Linked DNA regions of Homo sapiens: region 1 is linked to region 2. Evidence: chromatin loops called from intact Hi-C (ENCODE). Cell type or tissue: heart left ventricle. All regions are shown on one strand.

Region 1 (2,500 bases), 64 kb after region 2:
TGGCCTCCACGACCAATGTCTCCCTGCTCCTTGGTCATTGGGAAGGTAAGCATACCTTGCCTTGTGTCTGATTGTTCTTTTAAATGAAGATTTCCATTTTTAACTATAGAAGTGACACATCCTCATTGTGAAAAATATGTAGAATGTGGAAAAGAAAGAAGCAAAAGAAGTTATATAACCTGGCTAAGAACATGGAGAAGCTTCTCTTAAAAAGAGGTGTCCTCAGCTGCTCGCCTTCCACACGCCTTCCTCACAGAGGAGGCAGCCTTGATTCCTGGGTGGGAAATGCCAAAAATGACGGAATCAAAGCCTTTTCTGGAAGCGGGCAGAGATTTCTAGGGGTGGGGAAGAGAGAATATAGAACTTAAGAGAACTGAGCTCTTGATGGAAAGTGGGGGTGGGGAACACAGAGGGGAGGCCCAGAGACTGAGAGGTCTAGGAGAACGGGTTAAAACCGAGGCCAGAGCCCCGGAAAAGGAGCCCAGAGGCCCCAGCTCTTTCCCTACTTACTTACTGTATCTGTGTGACCTTAAGCGAGTCCCTTGGTCTCTCTGAGATGCAGTATTTTCCCAAGTGAACGGGCATTGCCACACTTCACCTCCTCAGGGCGTTGTGGGGACCTTCAAAGCCGTAAAGCCCTTTGTAAATGGTAACGCCTAACACAAATAGGAGAGCACGCTGCCCTCTCTGGGTAGGCCCCTCATCTGGGTCCTGGTTCCAGTCTGGTACTGAGCCTCTGGAGGACAAGGGTCACATTTATTCCAATTTCTCTTCTGCATGCCCCAGTGCCCACTGAGCACAGTGGGAATACAAACACATTTATTATGCACTCTGCATATGACTAGAAGGAACTTTGGAGCTCAGATCCACCCTTTACACAGATGGGGAAAATCAAGGCTCACACCACAAGGTGAGCTTGGTGGTATCTTTACAACTCCAGGTAGTGACAAAACCAGGATGCAGATTCTGAGGAATGAACGAGTGAGAGAATGAAGGGAAATGGGGCAACAGTCAGCATGAGCAAGGGCTGACCTATGGTGGGTCTTAGCCTTTACTGTGCTCAGTGGCCCCACAGCACCATCGTCTCTCCAAGGAGCACGGAAGCAGCCCCCCGTGTGGGGTATGGGCACAGACCCCAGGGCCCAGGCAGGCAGGGGATGTGCCAGTGGTCCTTGCCACGGGCCACCAGCTTTGCCACCCTGCTCCAGGGCCCTGGCCTCTCCCCAGGGTGCAGGACGCCACTCCCAGGCACTCTGGCTCCGTTTCTTACCAGGCTGCTCTGGGATGGCAGCATCCCAGCATCGCTATAAATAGCATCTCTCCTGGGCCCCAGACGGCCAGTTGGCAAACACTATAATTTGCTGAAAAGTTTGGAATGTGTCTAAAAATGAAGAAGGCAAATGAGACCAGCCATGAGGGGGAGCAACCGGCGTATCCATTTCAGAGAGGGGCTGAGCCTCACTCCTGCTTCTTGCCAACTTCTTTACAAGGGCACTGCAGGCAAAGCTTCAGGGAGAGGGGACAAATATGAGTCTAGGAAAGAACTATTGTCATTTCCAGCATCAGCTGTGGCGGCTACCTCTTGTATTGGCCTCACCCCTGACCTTCCTGTCCTAACCAAAGAACGAGAGGAACTGCCACTGCTTAACCCTTTGTTGGGCTGTGCTAATGAAATTGAAGGGAACATGGTGAGCATGCGAGGACTGTGAGAGCCAGAAAGAAACCCCCAAAATAATTTCATTCAATAGTTTCATCCAAACTCTCCCAGTTTGCAAATGAGGAAGTGACTTGACAAAGGCCGGGCACCAAGTTGAAGCAGAACCAGATTTTGGCCAAGGTCCCTGGGCTCCCAGCTGGGTGCTGGGCATTGGATCCCAGGCCTGCTGTGAGGGCTGGCTCTCTTAGGGAAAGGGGAAGGGTCCCATGGCTCTCCCATCATGCTGAAGGTTGACACCTGACAAGTCACTGCAGCTTTCCCTTGTTCTGCTCTGATTCTCATTCTACTCTAAGGAGGCACAGCCACCATTATCCTGATTTTATGGCTGAACAGGCCGAGCTTCAGGGTAGAAACTCATCCTCATCCACAAAGCCATGGGAAGGCTTGATTAGAATTTACCACTCTGTCCCCAGACACTCTGGGCTGTTCCCACCTTCAGGTAGAACTCACTGCCTCAAAAGCCACCTTTTACTGTTCTTTGTCTTATCTTCTGGGATTGTGATTTTCCCTGTAGGAAAAATCATGGACAATGGCAGTAGACTGGCGTGGTGGCTCACACCTGTAATCTCAGCACTCTGGGAGGCCAGGCAGGTTGAGACCAGCCTGGCCAACATGGTGAAACCCTGTCTCTACTCAAAATATAAAAATTAGCTGGGCGTGGTGGTGGGAGCCTGTAGTCCCAGCTATCAGGGATGCTGAGGCAGGAGAATCGCTTGAACCCGGGAGGTGGAGGTTGCAGTGAGCCGAGATTGTGCCACTGCACTCCAGCCTGGGCAACAGAGT
Region 2 (2,500 bases):
CACGGGAGATGTGGGTAAGATTGGTAAATTGTGTCAATATCAATATCCTAGTTGTGATATTGTCCTATAGTTTCGCAAGGTGTTATTGTTGTGGGAAACTGGATAAAGGATACACGGAGTCTGCATTTTCTTTTTTTTATTTTTATTTTTTGAGACGGGGTCTCACTCTGTCATCCAGGCTGGAGTGCAGTGGCCCAAGTATGGCTCACTGCAGCCTCGACCTCAACCTCAAGTGAACCTCCCACCTCAGCCTCCCAAGTAGCTAAGACCACAGGCGTGCGACCCCATGCCCAGCTAATTTTTAAATTTTTTGTAGAGACTAGGCCTCACCATGTTGCCCAGGCTTTTATTTCTTATAAGTATATTTAAATTTATAATTATATCCACATTTTAAAATTTTAATTTAAAAAATTACTCTGAGGCCGGGCATTGTGGCTCATGCCTCTAATCCCCAGCACCTTGGGAGGCCGAGTTGGGCAGATCACCCGAGGTCAGAAGTTCGAGACCAGCCTGAGTAACATGGAGAAACCCCCGTCTCTACTAAAAATACAAAATTGGCCGGGCGTGGTGGTGCATTCCTGTAATCCCAGCTACTCGGGAGGCTGAGGCAGGAGAATTGCTTGAACCCAGGAGGTGGAGGTTGCAGTGAGCCAAGATTGTGCCACTGCACTGCAGCCTGGGCCACAGAGAGAATCTGCCAAAAAAAGAAAAAAAAAAAAATTTCAGCCGTACAAGGATGTTCATAGCAACCCTGCTGGAAATAGGAAAAAAAATTGGAAATAACCTAAACTACTCACAATAGGAATCAGCTAAAACCCTGGGGGTTTAATTCCAGGGAGTACTGTGAACAATGACAAGTTTGTGGACTGAGTAAAAATAAACAGCTGTCAATGACTTAACATTAAATGAAACAGCAGAAGATGTCACAGCAGGTTCTCGCTGAGCCATTCAGAGGGGTGTGGATCATTTAGAGGTTCAAGTCCACTGGATTCTTCTTTTTCCTTTTAATATTACTTCACTTCCAAATAAGGAAAGGAAAGGAAAGGAAATCACGTCCAGTCCTGAGACTTGCCATCCTGCAGTCACCCCTCCTTTTGTCTCCAGCAGGTGGCAGACGCGTTCCAGGGATGAATCCCACTGCCTCTGTTTAATGCAGACGGTCCAGCCGCTCCCAACAGCAGGTGGGGCTATAAGCATCCATCCTACCTGCTCAAGGAACCCAGGCATCAGAACTGCTCTCTCCCAAGTCCATTGCAAGAAGGCAGTCGTCTGGTCATGAGAGGGTTAACAGTCCACATTCCAGAGCAAGGGAAAAGGAGGCTGGAGGGTCATAGACAAGGGGAGGTGGCGCGGAGGGCCAGCTTCTCACAACACTACCGGCTCTGCTGGGAGAGATAGATCACCCCCAACAATGGCCACAGCTGTTTTCATCTGCCCTGAAGGAAACTGACTTAGGAAGCAGGTATCAGAGAGGGCCCTTCCTGAGGGGGCTTCTGTCTGGCTTGTAAAACTGTCAGAGCAGCTGCATTCATGTGTCGGATGATGGATGATGGAAAGGAGGACAGTCGGCTGCAGATGGACACAGCGACTTGCAAGTTGAGGCAGGTGGCAAAGGACTTGCAGAGGCTCTGCAGGTGGGGCATGCTGATTCATTGCCCAGTTAAAATACCAGAGGATCTGGGCAGCCTCTTCACAGGAGCTGCTTGTCCTCAAACAATCTGTCTTCAATGAAAGATTCCTCTGGCCTTCCTTTCTCTTCTTGCACCTCAGGTGTGAATCCTTCTCCCCCACGCCTCTACCTGCCCCCCCGCCCCCCGCCCCGGCCCTGTGTGGCTCATTATATGCAGGGCCAAGGCAGCATTTTCTCTTAGCTTCTTTGTGACCACTTGGTCCTGGGATGGCTTCATGGAACACATCCTGTGGTGTGCACCAATGAAGCTTTCCATACAGGACTCAAAACTGTTTTTGAAAAATGTAACCAGCTGGAAGACAAGAAAATAAAATGTCAGCACTAAAAACGCTGGCTGTGGCTTTTGCTAAGGAAAGGAATTTGGTGTTGTCTTCTCACACACACAGACTGGTTGGGGAAATGACTGTCTTCAGCACATCACCCTGCGAGCCACAGTGAGTGCCCTGGCTCAGAAGTGCCTGTCACAGTGCACAGGATCCCTGAGGAGCATGAGCTGGGATTTCCTCTGTGCTGTCCACCACAGGAGCCTGAGTGACCAGCGCATCCTCGATTTGTAACCAGAATCCTGCCCTCTCTCCCAAGCGGGCACCCTTGCTCTGACCCTCTAGTTCTCTCTCTTGCCTTCCAGAGAATACCAAGAGAGGCTTTCTTGGTTAGGACAATGAATGCTGAGACTTGTGGAGTTGGGACCAATGGGATTTCTTTAAAAGCATCTTTTTGCCTCTGGCTGGGTCTATGGGGGTCAAACAGAAACGCCTTGGGCCATTTGTTGGTGGGGTGACAAATGAACTTGGCCTGAGAAATGGAATA

Evidence for each region. Hi-C counts contacts between places; a loop is a spot of excess contacts. Peaks named below come from ENCODE experiments on the same cell type or tissue, not always from the same donor. Only the 100,000 strongest peaks of a DNase experiment are listed, where the experiment ranks them.
Region 1: it touches region 2 in a loop (7-fold over the local background); 109 of 110 quality-filtered maps call a loop at or near these places.

The regions. Positions count from the first base shown.
Region 1 is chr17:43,695,474-43,697,973 of GRCh38, reverse strand. All of the region lies in intron 3 of LINC02594 (long intergenic non-protein coding RNA 2594), which reads right to left. Among named protein-coding and RNA genes, the nearest start is that of LINC02594, 32 kb to the right of the region's middle. In heart left ventricle, no CTCF peak of the experiment used is centred here; a DNase peak (open chromatin) is centred at 1,213; H3K27ac peaks cover 960 bases.
Region 2 is chr17:43,759,200-43,761,699 of GRCh38, reverse strand. No RefSeq gene overlaps it. Among named protein-coding and RNA genes, the nearest start is that of SOST, 1.7 kb to the right of the region's middle. RefSeq lists a silencer at 965-1,259. In heart left ventricle, a CTCF peak has its summit at 1,131 (motif pointing right); a DNase peak (open chromatin) is centred at 1,139; H3K27me3 peaks cover 5 bases.